Regions from separate parts of the Homo sapiens genome. Here region 1 is linked to region 2. A link is an interaction called in ENCODE POLR2A ChIA-PET data of the cell type or tissue named here. Cell type or tissue: PC-9. All regions are shown on one strand. Region 1 holds the start of TRMT61A (tRNA methyltransferase 61A). Region 2 overlaps PPP1R13B (protein phosphatase 1 regulatory subunit 13B).

The links. Peaks named below come from ENCODE experiments on the same cell type or tissue, not always from the same donor. Only the 100,000 strongest peaks of a DNase experiment are listed, where the experiment ranks them.
Region 1: POLR2A ChIA-PET joins it to region 2 with 10 read pairs; 3 of 35 experiments call an interaction of 5 or more read pairs at or near these places.

Annotation. Positions count from the first base shown.
Region 1 is chr14:103,526,665-103,531,664 of GRCh38, reverse strand. TRMT61A (tRNA methyltransferase 61A) reads right to left here and starts at 2,469. Exons shown (of 4, transcript NM_152307.3): 1 at 2,404-2,469; 2 at 1,356-1,715. The coding sequence starts at 1,686. RefSeq lists silencers at 2,313-2,482, 2,493-2,542. In PC-9, no CTCF peak of the experiment used is centred here; DNase peaks (open chromatin) are centred at 2,604 and 3,327; H3K4me3 peaks cover 3,011 bases; H3K27ac peaks cover 1,094 bases.
Region 2 is chr14:103,752,469-103,757,468 of GRCh38, reverse strand. PPP1R13B (protein phosphatase 1 regulatory subunit 13B) reads left to right here. Exons shown (of 17, transcript NM_015316.3): 6 at 3,225-3,399; 7 at 4,273-4,469. Among named protein-coding and RNA genes, the nearest start is that of ZFYVE21, 39 kb to the right of the region's middle. In PC-9, no CTCF peak of the experiment used is centred here; no DNase peak of the experiment used is centred here.

The DNA of each region.
Region 1 (5,000 bases), 230 kb after region 2:
CCACATTCCTTTCAGGGGCCAGCCCCTCTCCCCACCTGTCCAGCCCCTCCCCTGGGTGCCCCCAGCCTGCTGCCTCGCCCCTCTGCAAAGCCTGGCCATGCCCCCTTCCCACTAAGGGGCAAGTCAGACTTGTTAGCCTCCGGGGTGGAGCTCGCTTCCCCTCCAACCTCACTCCCAGCCCCTCTGCCTCCCCCACTGAGCCTGACTCGGCAGCATGCTCCAACTGCAGGGCCTCGGCACGGCTCCTCCTTGGTGCAGAGCTGTCCCTTGGCTCTTCGTAGGTCCCTCCTCATCATTTTCAACTCAAATGTCCCCTCCTCAGAGAGGTCTTCCCTGCCTGGCCTAGCTGGAGAGTCCCCACTCTGGGTACCCCTCAGACACGCAGCCCTGTCTCACAGGCTTCACAGCAACCAGCGGCACTGAGATGCTCACCTAGGCTGTGTCCCCCTCCTCGAGGGCAGGAACCTGGTCTCTCTAGTTCACGGTTCCTAGGAGGGGACCTGGCATATCTGAGGAGGCCAGGAGAAGGTGCTGCTTGATTGAGCTCTCTCGCGAGAGTGGGGCAGGGGCGGAGAGGCCAGCACCCACCACAGGATGCACAGGAGCAGCAGCTGATGGAGTTGGCTAAGTCCTGCTCTCCACCCCTCCCACCCAGACACCCCAGGGAGGGACATGGTGACCTGCAGCCCTCAGAAAGCCAGCATGGCAGTGCTAGGCACTCTTCGTGAACCTGGACCCTAGCTCTCCTGCCCGGGAGGAACACGCCACCAACAACCTAGATGCATCAGCGCCTGGGGCCAATCTTGGCTTCAATCGCCACACTGGGCGGCCCCAGCACCTGTATATGTGCAGGGGTTCCCACAGCCCAGGCCCTGGACTCAACAATGGTGCTCACATTCATTGGTAGCAGGTGAGGATCTGATCATGGATGAGGATGGGGAAGGCTCCCCACCTACAGTGAGCTCCTCGGGGTAGCCCTGGCCTCTTTCCAGAAGGGGCAACTCTCTCTGCTTCACCATCAGCACGGAGGACTAGAGGTTGACGGTCAGTACCTAGGACAGCGCCAAGCATCAAGCTGGCCACGCCCCACCAAGGCAAGCAGGACCCTCACTAGAGCACCAGTCCTCCCCAGCTCCTCCTGGTCCATTTCCCACCACCTCTCACTCCAGTTACAGCACCAGCCTCCTAACGGGCTTCTCTGCCTCCACCTTCACTCCCTGCTGTCAGCATCCCGGAAAGATGTGAAAATAGAAACTGAGGAGCCACATGTGTCTGTAGGAAGGGCAGGCTGGAGGCTCTGACCTCCACCTTTGTGTCAATTTCTGCGTTAAACTGAGGCAGCCTGAGGAACTCACCAGACTCACAGACCACAGAGCCGGGCCGAAGCTCCAACATCATGGTGATGAGGGCGATGTCTGTGGAGTAGAGGATCTGCGTGCGGTGCGGCAGGTTCAGCGTCCAGAGCTCGGGCGTGGGGTGCAGCACATACACCCAGCCACCTCGGCCGCACGTCACCTTGGAGCCGAAGGGGCGGCCGATAAGGTCAACTGAGTGCCGCAGGACACCATGCCGGGTCTGGGTCTGTGCCCCACGCTGCACACGCACCGCCACCATTGCACCATGGCCCAGTGACAGGATGGCCGTGTCACCCTCCTTGATCAGCTCCTCGTATGCCACGAAGCTCATGGTGCTAATGTCTGGCAAGGGCCAAGGACCTGGGGAGGGGTGTGTGTAGGCATGAGCAAGTCAGGAGGCAGGATGAGGGCCTAGGGTCTAGGTAGAAGGCTTCGAGGCCTACATCCCAGCAGTGGGCATGGGCGGGGTGTGGCTAGCTCAGCCTCAGTCTCTGCCACTGCCTGACAGGGAGCCCAATAGCGCTGCACTCTGGCCTGGCCTCTGAAGCCTTTCTTGGTCTAGGACAAGAGACAGGGACTATGAGCCTAAATCAGAGATGAAAAGACTGAGGCTTGGCAATGGCGGAGTTCGGTCCCAAGGATTCCCGGAGTGAGGACCCGACCCTCCCATCACCCTTCTCCAGGAGCTTGACTCCCATTCCCAAGATGTGAGATGAGGAAGCGCCTTTGCGAGGTGTCCACCGGCGGGGGAGAGGCAAATGGTCAATGAGGTCACCTCCAAGCCAGGCTTGATTCCTCACCCCAGTCTCCCCCACGGGGGCTAGGTGGCAGGGTATGACAGAGGATTCAGGGCTCCCCAGTAAGGGGCTGGGGACGCGGAGCTGGCCGTCCACGCAAACACCGCCCAGCCGATGCAGAGGCAACAAGGGGCCAGGCCGGGCCGGCGGGGGCCGCCCATGCGAGGCTGGAGGGACAGGCCCTGCGCGCCGTGCCCGGCCCGGGTCACCCTCACCCGCGCCCTGCCACCCTGTACCCCGCGGAGTCTCACCTGCGACGCTCCTGCTGCCGGGGCTCCACACGTGCCTCCGCGACGCGCGGCGGCGGCGGCCACAACACTTCCGGCTCCGCGCCCGCTGATGACGTCGCGCCCCGCCTCCGCCTCCCCCTCCCCCCCTCCGCGCACGGGATCCTGGGAGCGCCAGGCTGCCCTTCCCGCCCCTCCCAGAGGACGTTTCCTGGGCGACTTCTTCCCTCATGTGAGCTGCTCTGTTTACATTTGCTGGTCGCTGGAAGATCGAAAGACTGGACAAAATCCATATGGCGGCCGGCCGGCGCGGTGGCTCTCGCCTGTGATCCCGCGCTTTGGGAGGCCGAGGCGGGAGGTTCTTCTGAGCTGAAGAGTTCGAGACCAGCCCGGGAAACGTAGTGAGACCCCCACCATCTCTACAAATAATAACAAACAAACAAAAGGTCCCCCCGCCCCGCCGGCCGCGGGTTGCCGTCGCACCCAGGCACATTTGAAGGGCGGCAGGAGCCAAGGCCTGGCTGTCACTGCTGTCCCGGACCCCTTTGACGGCCCCTGGGGGTTCACCAGAGGGCTGGCCCGTGGCTCACTGCCCAGTCCTCTATGAGGACACTTCGCCATAGACATTTTGTTATTGCAGACTGCTCTGGGAACACCCCTGACTGGGCCCTAAAATGAATTCCAGAAAAGGAATCGCAGGTCAAGGGGCGGTTCTAAAAGGCTTGGGCTAGGGTCAGCCAGAGCTCTGTGCAGCAGATGGGGGCCTGGAAAAGTCTGCAGAAGTGGCCTTCCGCCCAGGCCCTGCCTCCCCCGACGGGGGCACGTTGTCCTGAGTGCAGAGCTGCTTCTAGGAGGGAGTAGGGGTCCTGTGTCCCCTCCTGCGAACCAAGGCATAATGAGAACTGGATGACTTGGGCCCACTTTTGGGTCTGGTGAGCAGCCTGGGCAGGAGACTGGAGGAGGTGCTGCTGGAGGATGGGCAGAACAGGGAAGCGGGAGTGGCGTTCTGTCTCAGCAACACCATTCCCAGCTGGCTCCTCTGTGGAGTGTGTGTGCAGGGGAGCGGGGGCAGGGGACACGGATTTTCTTCCTCCAGCTCTTAGCTCTCAGGACCAGAGCTTGGAGAGGAACAGAGACCCCCCTACCCAGCCTAGGGTTTAGCCTGCGCCCGAACCCAAGCCAGTTAGCAATGACCCTAGGGCACCCTCCCCAGTCACTCAGCCACTCCAGCCTGGTAAGATGAGGTGGCCAGGCTCCTGCAGAGCGAGCTCCCCTCTGGAGCCCTGGCAGCCTGTAGAGCACTCTCAACTCTCTCGCCTCTGGGGCAGGCCAGGCCAGGCTGTTTGTGGCCCTTGCATTGGCTTCTCAGGGTCCATCATGGAAACCTAGGGGTCCAACCTCAGCCCCTCTGTGTCCCTGCCCTAGCTGCGGCTGAGAGCCCCCAGGAGTAAGCTGGTGAGAGGCCTTCCATGGCCTCCCACTCTCTGTGGGCTCCTGTCCCTGTGGGGCCACCACGCTGGCCACCAGCTGCCTCTACTTCTGCCTTACAGCCTCCCTGCCTTCTGCTCTCAACGTTGAAACAGCCCCCTCCACAGCTCCCGAACCTGTGTTCCAGCGGATGCTTCTCTCCCTTGATGATGCACCCGCCTGAGTCACCCCCTAATTTCTCCCCTGGGGGATTCTGACTTTCCACTTCTCTTGGGTTTCTCTTCCCCAGCCTCTCAGCTGTGGTTGGTGTGGAGTCAGGGCCGGGTGCCTATAAGGGCCTAAGGTAGGACTTGGTGACTCGGCGGTGGTTTCCCTTGGTTCCGACTTCCCTCTTGCCTCTCTGTCTATTACTGGCTGGTCAACTCCTCCAGTGCCCCTTCCTCCAGGCAGCCTCCTCAGCCCTGCCCACCTGCTCCATCTGAGCCTGCCCCAGTCCCCAGCCTGAGTCCTCAAGCAGAACCAATCCCCCCTACCTCAGCTGATGATTCCCTGTGCAGAGTTTGTATTGGGGCTCCCCTAACAAGAGCTGATGCTGTATATGCCCAGCTGTGCCATCTCATTGACTTCTCCCCAGGATCCTAGGAGGGAGGGAACACTTTACAGATGGGGAAACTGAAACTCAGAGATGTTAAATAACTTGCCTGAAGTCACAGCCAGTGAGGTCAAAGTGGGATTAGGATTTAAAGCCAATAAACCCCCAAAGCTCAGCACTGAGGAGGCTGAAGAGGGAGGACTGCTTGAGGCCAGGAGTTGGAGTTCTGCCTGGACAACATAGCAAGACCCTATCTCTTAATTAAGAATTAAAGCCAGTAAACCGGCTTCAGAGAACCAATGGCTGATTTGAAGAAAGGTGGGAACAGGCAGGAAGGATGCCCACTGGGGAGGCTGCTGTGCCCAAATCCCTGGCAGGGACCACGTGACTGCAGTCCCTCCCCTCTAAGCAGCACAGCCTCCTACCCCACTGTGCTCTGTGATCCCCAGTCAGCCCCTGTCCCTCTCCTGACCTCAGCCCGCTTCCTCTTCGGGCTCTGCAGAACTCAGGGGCAGGGCACTGGGAGGAAGCAATGCTGCCTCTGGCTGCACTCTGCAGAGGAGCAGACTACAAGGATAGAGTCCAGTGCCCTGCCTGGAGT
Region 2 (5,000 bases):
TTCTGGAAGTTGGGAAGCTATCAGAACAAGAGCATCTCACTTTTGACACATACAATAGACACCCCAAACAGGAAACTGATGACCTTATTAAAATCATAGATAAAATTTGGAAAGGGGCCAGGCACAGTGGCTCCTGCCTGTAATCCCAGCACTCTGGGAGGCCAAGGCAGGAGGATTGCTGGAGCCCAGGAGTTCAGGACCAGCCTGGGAAACATAGTGAGACCCTGTCTCTACAAAAAGTAAAAATTAGGCATGGTGGCATGTGGCTGTGGTCCCAGCTACATGGGAGGTTAAGGCAGGAGGATCACTTGAGCCCAGGAGTTGGTTGCAGTGAGCCAAGATCATGCCACTGCATTCCAGCCTGGGTGACAGAGTAAGTGAGACCCTGTATTAAAAAAAAAAAAAAAGGCTGGGTGCAGTGGCTCACTCCTGTAATCCCAGCACTTTGGGAGGCCAAAGTGGGCGGCTCACAAGGTCAGGAGATTGAGGCCATCCTGGCTAACATGGTGAAACTCCGTCTCTACTAAAAATATTTAAAAAAAATTACCCAGGCTTGGTGGCGGGCGCCTGTAGTCCCAGCTACTCGGGAGGCTCAGGCGGGAGAATGGTGTGAACCCAGGAGGCAGAGCTTGCAGTGAGCCGAGATTGTGCCACTGCACTCTAGCCTGAGCAACAGAGCGAGACTCCATCTCAAAAGAAAAAAAAAACAAAGAAATCGGGAAGAAAGGGTGCTTTTGTTATCTCCTTTTGCCTCTGGGTATGTTCTTGGCTGTGTCATTGGTATTAATGTTCAAGAAGAAAGCAGCAATCCGTGATGAAAACACTGATCAGGGCCACGAAGACAATGACAGGTGGTTAACGGGGCTTCCCCATGTGCTACTCTAGGCTGGACTTGTTTGGTTTATTACAGTGCGGAGTATAGATAATGCTTATTATATATACTGAGTTCTACACTGGTTATTGAAACTCGAATCTTTCTAAGTAATGGTTTAGTCATATTTAATTGAAACATCAGATGTATCACACATGCCTGCTGGAAATGATTCATGTTGTAAATGATCTTAAAATATTCTGAAACTGGCCGGGCGTGGTGGCTTATACCTGTAATCCCAGCACTTTGGGAGGCCGAGGCAGGTGGATCATCTGAGGTCAGGAGTTCGAGACCAGCCTGGCCAACATGGTGAAACCCTGTCTATACTAAAAATACAAAAATTAGCCAGATGTAGTGGCTAACGCCTGTAATCCCAGCCACTCAGGCTGAGCAGGAGAATCTCTTGAAGCCGGCGGTGGAGGTTGCAGTGAGCTGAGATCGCGCCATTGCACTGCAGCCTGGGTGACAGAGCAAGACTCTGTCTCAAAATGAAAAAAAAAAAGAAAAAAAAATTCCAAACTGGCTTTAAAGATAACATTTAAACATTACCAACTAGGTTCTTATTGCTTTCTTCTGTAGAGAGATTTTCTTTATGACTAAAATGTCCAATCTGATTTTTTAAAATTTATTGAATGACTGTATATACTTCATTGTACTATCCACTTTTATGTAAATAATAATTTGGGTTGGACTTGTTTTAAAAAGTTGTCTCAATATTTATTGGATTTATGAGAAAATGATTAAAAGTTAAGTTCAATTGGAAAGTACTTTATCCCATTAATAAGATTTCTAAGATAAAATATACATAGTATTATGTCATTGTAAAAATTTTCTAATTCTGCTTTTTATTTTTTTCCAAATATTGATCCAAGAGTATTGCTGTTCAAAATAGTTATAGATATTTTCAGTAATGTGAATCACAAGTTAATGCTACATCTTAAATATTTAAGCACATATTGTTTTACCTTAGAGTGTAGTATGTAGTGCCTTCATAATCACACCTTAAACCTCTCCCTATGTAGGTGTATTTTATGCATACATATGGGATCATGAATACTTAATGTTGACTCTTTAAGGTATGTTTTCACATTAATAGGGAAAACCCTATTGAAGAATGTTGCATATATTGTTATTTTTAGATTGTTCTGGTATTGTTTGACTCTAAAATGTTTCCTTATTGAAGAAAATAATCCTGAAGAAGCAGACACTTCCTTGATTGTTCAGTATCACAACAAATTGAAGATTTATCTCTTTACTGATCACCTTTATCTCTTTTCAGTGTAAAATTCTCTGCTGGTCAGTGTTCATTTCCTTTAGGAAATGAATTAGATTCTTGGAAGCCACTTTGTAGCAGCAGGAAATGTATTACTTGCACCAGGAAAGTAAGGCTCACTGGAACATCACGGATGTGATAGAGTGAAGAGGAGACTGTGTTAGTGCATGTTCTCCTGCTGGAAGGTTTTCTGCAGAAGCGCTTATATTAACTGGTGTAGATGAGTGTAATAAAACCCTCTCTCACCGGGCGCGGTGGCTCACGCCTGTAATCCCAGCACTTTGGGAGGCCGAGGCGGGTGGATCACGAGGTCAGGAGATCGAGACCATCCTGGCTAACACAGTGAAACCCTGTCTCTACTAAAAAAATACAAAAAAATTAGCTGGGCATGGTGGTGGGCGCCTGTAGTCCCAGCTACTCGGTAGACTGAGTCAGGAGAATGGTGTGAACCCGGGAGGCAGAGCTTGCAGTGAGCCGAGATCATGCCACTGCACTCCAGCCTGGGCAACAGAGCGAGACTCCGTCTCAAAAGAAAAAAAAAAGAAGAAAAAGAAAACCCTCTCTCTTAAAAATCCCGCAGCTCTTACTATTTCATACTTAGGTACGCCCAGTAATTTCAGTTTTTTATGGTCTGATATAAGATTCCTCTAGTGTTTTAGTATTCTTTAAGATGAGTGATACTGTAGAATACTCTCACATTTTTCTTTTTGAGTATATAAAAGTAATCATAAGTTTCAATTTTTTTTTTTTTTTTTTTTTTTTTGAGACTGAGTCTCACTCTGGCACCCAGGCTGGAGTGCAGTGGCACGATCTCAGCTCACTGCAACCTCCATCTCCTGGTTTCAAGCGATTCTTCTGCCTCAGCCTCCCAAGTAGCTGGGACTACAGGCGCACACCACGCCCAGTTACTTTGTGTATTTTTAGTAGAGACAGGGTTTCACCATGTTGGCCAGGCTGGTCTCGAACTCCTGACCTCAGGTGATCCACCTACCTCAGCCTCTCAAAGTGCTGGAATTACAGATGTGAGCCACCGCGCCCAGCCTTCAATTTTCAAAGTTACATTTTTCTTTCTTTTGTTAGGAACAGCGTTTACATTTTCTAAAGCAACAGGAGCGCCGTCAGCAGCAGTCTATTTCTGAAAATGAAAAGCTTCAGAAATTGAAAGAACGAGTTGAAGCCCAGGAGAACAAGCTGAAGAAAATTCGTGCAATGAGAGGACAAGTCGACTACAGCAAAATCATGAACGGCAATCTGTGTACGTGCCTGCAACACCCCCTCGACACCACTCTCACCAGGCCCAGATCCAGTGAAACATAGTCTAACTGCCTGACAATTCAGTCACAAATTCACAGGACTAAATAGCAAGCGTGCTCAAGTTTTGCTCTGTTATTTGCATCTAAAAGGATGGGTGGGTTAGGTTAAGTGATCTTAAAATTGTGTAGTCCCAGCTACTTGAGAGGCTGAGGTGGGAGGATTGCTTGAGCCTGGGAGGTCAAGGCTGCAGTAAGCCACGATCCGGCCAGTGCTCCCCAGCCTGAATGACAATGAGACCCTGTCTCAAAAAAAAATAAAAAGATCTCTTGCGGCCCTCAGACGCAGTAGAAAAATCCTCTTGTTACGTTGGTACCAGCGGCCCTTTGGATTAGGGTGGGGCGCTCCAAGACTTACTCATTCAGAGGGTCTGTTTTTCTTGAATAACTTAACTTGTATCCGTGCATTAAGATAAGTTATGCTGATGCTCACTTTTTTTCTGTATGAACTCTTATTTTATTCATTGGTTCAGTCTGTGCCTACTTTAAGTCACAGTGATGCACGAGAGAGGCTTGGATGGCCCTGCCTTCACAAAACCTTTGGTCTCAGAGATTTCTAAGTCACTTGAACAAACTAGCTTATGGACTGATTACCCTAAAGAATAGTCGGGAATTAATGCAAATATAATTGTTTGCTTTATGAGTAATCAGATACATGTGTCCCAAAGGCTTTTTGAAATGTGTTGTGGATTCTGCATATCACAGCTTTCTCCACGGTCTGGCACTAAATGATACTAGAATTAAGTTCAGTGTATAGAAATGAAAAAAAAAAAGGATCAACTAAATCTTTTATTCTTTTCTTGTGTGGTCAATTATAGCTGCTGAAATAGAAAGGTTCAGTGCCATGTTCCAGGAAAAGAAGCAGGAAGTACAGACTGCAATTTTAAGGGTTGATCAGCTTAGTCAGCAATTGGAAGATTTAAAGAAAGGAAAACTGAATGGGTTCCAGTCTTACAATGGCAAATTGACGGGACCAGCGGCGGTGGAGTTAAAAAGACTGTACCAAGAACTACAGGTAACTCCTGGGTCTGGCAATGGTTGTATTAAAACATTCTCATCTTTCTATCTTTCATTAGCATGGGTTGGAAACCTTAGGAAGTGGAAACAAATTAGTAGATTCTAATTTAATAATAGGCACAAGATATATTCAGTACAAAATAATTTTTTAAATGACTTGGGATAGGCCGGGTGCGGTAGCTCACGCCTATAATCCCAGCACTTTGGGAAGCCGAGGCGGGCAGATCACAAGATCAGGAGTTTGAGACCAGCCTGGCCAATATGGTGAAACCCCGTCTCTACTAAAAATAGAAAAATTAGCTGGGCGTGGTGGCGCATGCCCGTAGTCTCAGCCACTTGGGAGGCTGAGGCAGAAGAATCACTTGAACCCGGGAGGCAGAAGCTGCAGTAAGCCAAGATTGCGCCACTGCACTCCAGCCTGGGTGACAGAGTGAGACTCTGTCTCAAAAAAAAAAAAAAAAAAGGATCTAATTCACACAGCGTACAATTCATCCATTTCAAGGATACAATTCAGTGGCTTCAGTACCTT